Regions from separate parts of the Homo sapiens genome. Here region 1 is linked to region 2. Evidence: chromatin loops called from intact Hi-C (ENCODE). Cell type or tissue: HepG2. All regions are shown on one strand. Links, peaks and the distances in the headings refer to the core of each region. The heading gives the core; the rest is flanking DNA. Region 1 overlaps GMDS (GDP-mannose 4,6-dehydratase). Region 2 overlaps GMDS (GDP-mannose 4,6-dehydratase).

Region 1 (2,916 bases), core at 262-2,761, 63 kb before region 2:
TAAAAATAATGTTCACTATTGAAAAATTGGAAGTATAGGAGGATATAAAGTTTCAGGGGGAAAAAAAACAACACCCGCAATCCCACCACTCAGAAGTAATTACTGCCTGCATTATCTTTTCTTCATTGTTTTGACTAACTTGTTACTGATTGACTTCACTGCTTTTCAGCAAATGTTACTGGCCTTGAGTTGGATATGGAACTTAAATTCCATCTGGAATCATTCCTGGATGATTCTTTCAGAGTCATCAAGTACTGATTGAGTACGAGGGACTCCAGGGATGAATGCATCTGGGGGTCTAGGGTGAGGAAAATCCCAGCCTCAAGAGATCTTGTTAGTTAACCAGCTTAGCACCTCCTATTATGATTGTCATAGACATTTGTGTGTATATTTTAGTTCACATGTTAGGTGTTTTTAATGGTTTCATATTATTTTGAGTGATAGAATTTAGGAGAGTAAATGCTAGTAGAATCAGAGTTCATTAGTTTTTGACATGTTATATGCAAACACTTAAAAAAATTCCTGTGATGTTTGCTGAAGTTTGCATTTCCAGATACTCATATTCCATTTCTGTGTATTCTGATAGGAGGGTTATAATATCTCTGTTGTTGGGGCTATTGCTCTGGAGTATTTATCGATTAACTTTTGTTAATGATATACTCTGTGAAAGCACTTTATTAACTGGATTAAAAAAATTAATTGTAGCACACAGTAATGCGAAAATTTAGTTGGAATGTTGCCCTTATGGACAGTTATCATAGGCAGAATCTAACTCTTAGATGGGAACAGCAATCATGATCTCACAGGTCTCCTACAGCTCTGACAAATTCTTTCAAAATTAGTGAACTGCATTCTGGGTCTCTACTATAGAAGAGTCTCTGACTTCACGGGTTTCATGTTATTTCTACCCAGGAATCAGGATGCCTCACCCAAAGGCAGTTTTGACAAAATTAAAGTATATTGTTGGTGAGTGTCCAGAAGAGAGTGAAAACTGGGATGGCCTGGCTCAGTGTTGGTCTAGCAGAAACTACCTCTAGTGTAATTGTTTCCTTTCTCCCTCCTCTTTGTTTTCTGCCTCTATTTCATTTCTTTCTTTTCACAGTTTTTTCTTTTCTATTCCTCTCTCTTTTTTTCTTTTCTTAGGTTAGGCTTTCAGGGGCTGGAATGGGAGCAGAGTTCACCTGCCAGGAAGTGAGAATGGCAGGAAAGCTGGAATGGCAGTCCTTGGCTCTCCTGTGGTCGAGGTCTGATTACCTTCTAGGTAGTCATTGTGTCCCAGGAGATTTCAGAGAACAAACAGTGGAATCTTATTTAAATAGTTCTGTTAGGAGCATTAATGTTGTTTGTAGGTCATGGTCCAGATGGAAGCTGGCCCTTTTCTGACAAATACCTGGAAACATTTCCTTATTCTACTGTACGTTAGGATTTTGCAATCATTCTTTTCTGATCCCTAGCTTACTGGATAATCACAAAGGCTTTTTACTTCCTTTGTGCTGTAATATTGATCATCTGTGTTGGTTGGTTTACAGCCAACACACTGATCCGGATGCAAGCCGGAAAATCTAAGGGTTGGCAAATGATTCGTCATTTGCATAGAACAGCCTAGGACTCTTCAGAATGAACTTATGGAAGAGAGCTGTGGCATAGGAGCAGGAGAAGGTACAAGTTAGGGAGCAGTTTGGTATTGCACTTCATCTTTAGTTCAGCTTTGTTGCAGGGATCAAGACTGCAAGTTAAAGGGCAAGTTAGGGGGCACCTCTGTCTTTAATGAGATCATAGGATAAAGGCTTATTTATTTGTTTGTTTGTTTATTTATTGAGACAGGGTCTTGCTTGGTTACTCAGGATGGAGTGCGGTGGTGCAGTCTTGGCTTACTGAAGCCTTGACCTCCCCAGCTCAGACAATACTTCTGCCTCAGCCTCCCGAGTAGCTGGGACCACAGTTGTGCACTACCATGCCCAGCTAATTTTTTTTTTTTTTTGTATTTTTTATAGAAACGAGGTTTCACCATGTTGCCCAGGCTGGTCTTGAATTCCTGGGCCCAAGCGATCCACCCACCTCGGCTTCCCAAAGTGCTGAGGTTACAGGCCTGAGCCACCATGCCCGGCCAAGGCTTACTGTTCATCTCAGGTAGCGTCTGACATCGTGTGGACGTACGTGCGTTCAAATCTCCTCTCTGCCAGTTCTCAGTTCTGTGACTTTCAAGTAATTATTCAGCCTCTCTGTGCCTCAGTTTTCTCTTTTGTAAAGTGAGGATAATGGTACTAGCCATAGGTGAGGGTTGAAGGACACAGTGTCTGGCACATAATATTAATAAATATTCATTAATGTTTTACTCTTGGCTGTCCTGAACATTAGTCTGCTTTGACCTAGAATTCTTTTCCTGAAGACACGCTATAATTTTGATGAGAGTAAACAACTAACTCTTATTTGCATGTTCAAATAAACATGTTTTTATGAAGGTACTTGGTGTTCATTAACAAATGCTATACTTATGATTTTTTTTCTCTGAGACATAATACCAAACTTGTACATAAAATATTTCTGATCACTGATCTTCGCTCCTATAACTATAAAATTATATGTAAAATAGCTAAAAACTACTCAGTGCACTCTTTAGAATATATGTATTTCTCCTATGAGAAGCATCATTGAGATCTTTATTTGGGAAGCAATTAGGTTGCAAATTGAAAACAGTTTCCAACATCATCACCAAACTGAAAATGCCAAGTTGTCTGAGTCTAATGTCCAGAAGTCATTGTGGCCCTGTGGTCAGTGTTCTGCATTAGGGATCCCTGCAACAGAGCTGAATTAAAGATGAAGCACAGTAACCCAACACCTGTGTCAATAAGGGTGGATAATTTCTAGGGTTCCACAACGGGCTGTCAGTATCTTTCTCATTATTCCCCCAGCCTT
Region 2 (2,916 bases), core at 194-2,693:
TACTCACTAAGCAAAGATTCTGCATTTAATGTTGCAGTTTAGTGAGTCAGAAAGTGCTCTAATAGTACGTTGGGTTGGCTGAACCATGGACCAAAAGGTGGCCTACGGTGATTGAATTAGAAATGCTAGACTTGGCTCATTTTAATGTAGAGAAAAGGATTCAAAGGCTTATTAGGAAGAATGAAATGTTAGAGTAGATTTGTCGTTAAAGACCTACTTGCCCACCACGGGAGGGTCCAGAAGACATGGCTTTCACAATGGTGAGAAATGCATTTGTGACGGGAGCCCCAGCATCCTGGAAGAGCTCTGTGGTTGCTTTCGTCTGTTAGGCCTTACAGTGGGAGCTGTAGTCACTGAATTGGGAAACCTAATGCAGCAGGAGCAATTGGATCCCAGGGGCCAAGTGGCAGCGCTCAGCCTGTGGTGTTGGCTAGTTCATCCTGTGTGTCTAATGTGGGTAGGTATCACCAGGTATTTGAAGTCCTGAATAGAACAAAGGTTGACCCTCTTAACAAGTAAGAACTCTTCCTGCCTGACTGTCTTGAGCTGGGACATGGTCTTTTCCTCCCTTTGGACTCAAATTAAAATGTTATCTCCTTTTGGTTCTTGAACCTGTCAGCTTTCATGCTGGAACTTACACCATTGGCTCTCCTGGGTCTACAGCTTATTGACTGCAGATCTTGGGACTTCTCAGCCTCTATAATCACACGAGCCAGTTTGTTGTAGTAAATCTCTCTCTCTCTCTCACACACACACACACACATAGACACACACATGTTGTTGGTCCAGTTTTCCTGGAGAACCCTGACTAACACAGCTATTTAGTGTTTGCCTCTCCTGGACCCTGTGGACCTGCTCAAGAATCCCACATGATGTGAGTGGGCTTGGAAATCTGACTTTTCCTTGGTGATTCTCTTTCCACCTGAGAATCAAGGCAGATGACAGGATTTCTGACACTTCCCTTGCTTGTAGGCAATTTTTATAGTCCCTGTTCACTGTTAGGACAGTTTATTATTGTCACCTGGGCCTATTATTCAGCATTATAAAAGTAGCCTCCTAGGCACATGTCATCGGTCGTGATTGAATATATCAAGAACTTGTCCAGACTTTCCTTACGACAGTTTACATCAGCTACACTACAGTGTGCAAGGATCAATGAGAAAATGAGAGAGCTGTCTAGATCAGTGGGCTGTTGCTCCTCTAATTTTTTATTTTTTGATGTAGTCCCAGAGCCGATAGAGTGAGTGAGAGGGATGGCCACAAGGAACAAAGGATGGCAGGAATGAACTGAAATTGCAGTGGCCCCAGAGCTTGGAGAGCAGGAGGGAACTCGGTTTCCTGTGGAAGCAGTGTGGGTGGGAAGTATGCATCACTGCTGCTGTCTCCTCTCAACCCAGGGCCACTTCTTAGACGTTACTTATCTCATGGGTCTCACTCAAATCTGGTAATGTAGGGAAGCACCAGGAAAGTTTTGTGTGTGTGTGTGTGTGTGTGTGTGTGTGTGTGTGTGTGTGTGTGTGTGTTGGAATGTTATGAAAACCTGATATTTTTATTCTATTATTTGAACCAGGAATAATTTTGCTAGCAATAAGTAAGACTGTTTTAAGTATGAAGTTTAAAATTCTAACCCTGAATACATGAGACTAGAAAAAACAATAAGGTCTACTCCTTTTTTCTGCTTCCTTTTAGCAGACAAGTACTTTCAAGCCCCAGAGGTATAAGGAAAAAATTATGGGAAAGAACTTTGGAAACAGATGTCTATTATTTGATTTGAGCCACAGAAAGCCACAGTCTTAATTAGTGGAACCCTGGTGTTCCATGGGAGGAGATTTTGAGAACCACCAAACTTGTCTAGTCAGTTCCTTGTCACCATTGCAAAAACTGGCCTCCCTACGCTGTGGCTTACTCACAATTCCCAGGTCATGTAGCTTGGGGCAGAAGCATGATTAGAACCTAGGCACCCACAGGTATTCTTTCTGCTCCTTGGAAAATGGACTTCCTTTATTTTTAAAATAGGCATTGGAATGTATATCTTGGTGTGGCTCTGGGGCCAGTTTAGTCTCAAGAGATTTTTGTCTATGAATGCAGTGACCTTATCAAGCATAGACAATTTCCTGTGTCATTAAGATGTTCCTTGGCAGAATATTATTTTTCTTGGTGAATATATTGTGGTATAAAACATGCATAGAGAACCAGCTCTGTTTTTTTCTGAGTGAATTAGCTGTATTGTAGCTTATCTGTGGCAAGATCTTGCTTTTGAGTTTATTGACAGTGACTCCTGTCATTAGTGACTTGCTTGAATGAGGTCTTGGCTTTCTCTCCTTTTATTTTGACTTTTTAGCAGTCTGAGTCACAGCCAGGAAGTCCTTTGAAACCAAACCCTTAGCCCTTTTTTGTGTTTCAGGGACAGTTTGGGAAATGTCCCTTAAAGGGGTCCTTTGGTTTCTCTGTTGGGTCCCTTATCTTTTTCACCAGCCCCACGTAGGTCCTTGTTCTGTCCTAGACTGATTGGTTTGAAGGTCACAGTGGGGAATTGGGGGTTCCCCCACCACCTCTGGGTCAGCACTTTATAGCACAGTTTTATTAAGATGTGGAAAATGAATTTTCAAATCCTCAAGTACACCCAAATTGAAACAGAAAACCTCCAAGAAACACTGTGAAGCTTCCTGAGGGAAGCTGTCAATCCTCTGATAATTCCTAAATCTTGTCCCAGTACTCATAAGATGTCAGATGGTAGATACAGTAGGTGCACTGAAAGCACCTGTGGTCAGTCGTGTCATTTGTTACTATTTAACAGCTTGTTTCAGTCAGTGAGCAAAACTAACATATACACAGAACTAAAGATTTTATACTTTAAAATTATCTTAGCATATAGGCCGGGTGTGGTGGCTCACGCTTGTAATCCCAGCACTTTGG

What was found. A loop is a pair of places that touch in the nucleus more often than their neighbours do. Peaks named below come from ENCODE experiments on the same cell type or tissue, not always from the same donor. Only the 100,000 strongest peaks of a DNase experiment are listed, where the experiment ranks them.
Region 1: it touches region 2 in a loop (2.3-fold over the local background); 2 of 110 quality-filtered maps call a loop at or near these places.

Annotation. Positions count from the first base shown.
Region 1 is chr6:2,224,231-2,227,146 of GRCh38, reverse strand. The region is part of intron 1 of GMDS (GDP-mannose 4,6-dehydratase); the gene reads left to right. Among named protein-coding and RNA genes, the nearest start is that of GMDS, 20 kb to the left of the region's middle. RefSeq lists a silencer at 98-392. In HepG2, for the core only: no CTCF peak of the experiment used is centred there; a DNase peak (open chromatin) is centred at 1,426; H3K4me3 peaks cover 787 bases.
Region 2 is chr6:2,161,267-2,164,182 of GRCh38, reverse strand. All of the region lies in intron 1 of GMDS (GDP-mannose 4,6-dehydratase), which reads left to right. Among named protein-coding and RNA genes, the nearest start is that of GMDS, 83 kb to the left of the region's middle. In HepG2, for the core only: no CTCF peak of the experiment used is centred there; no DNase peak of the experiment used is centred there.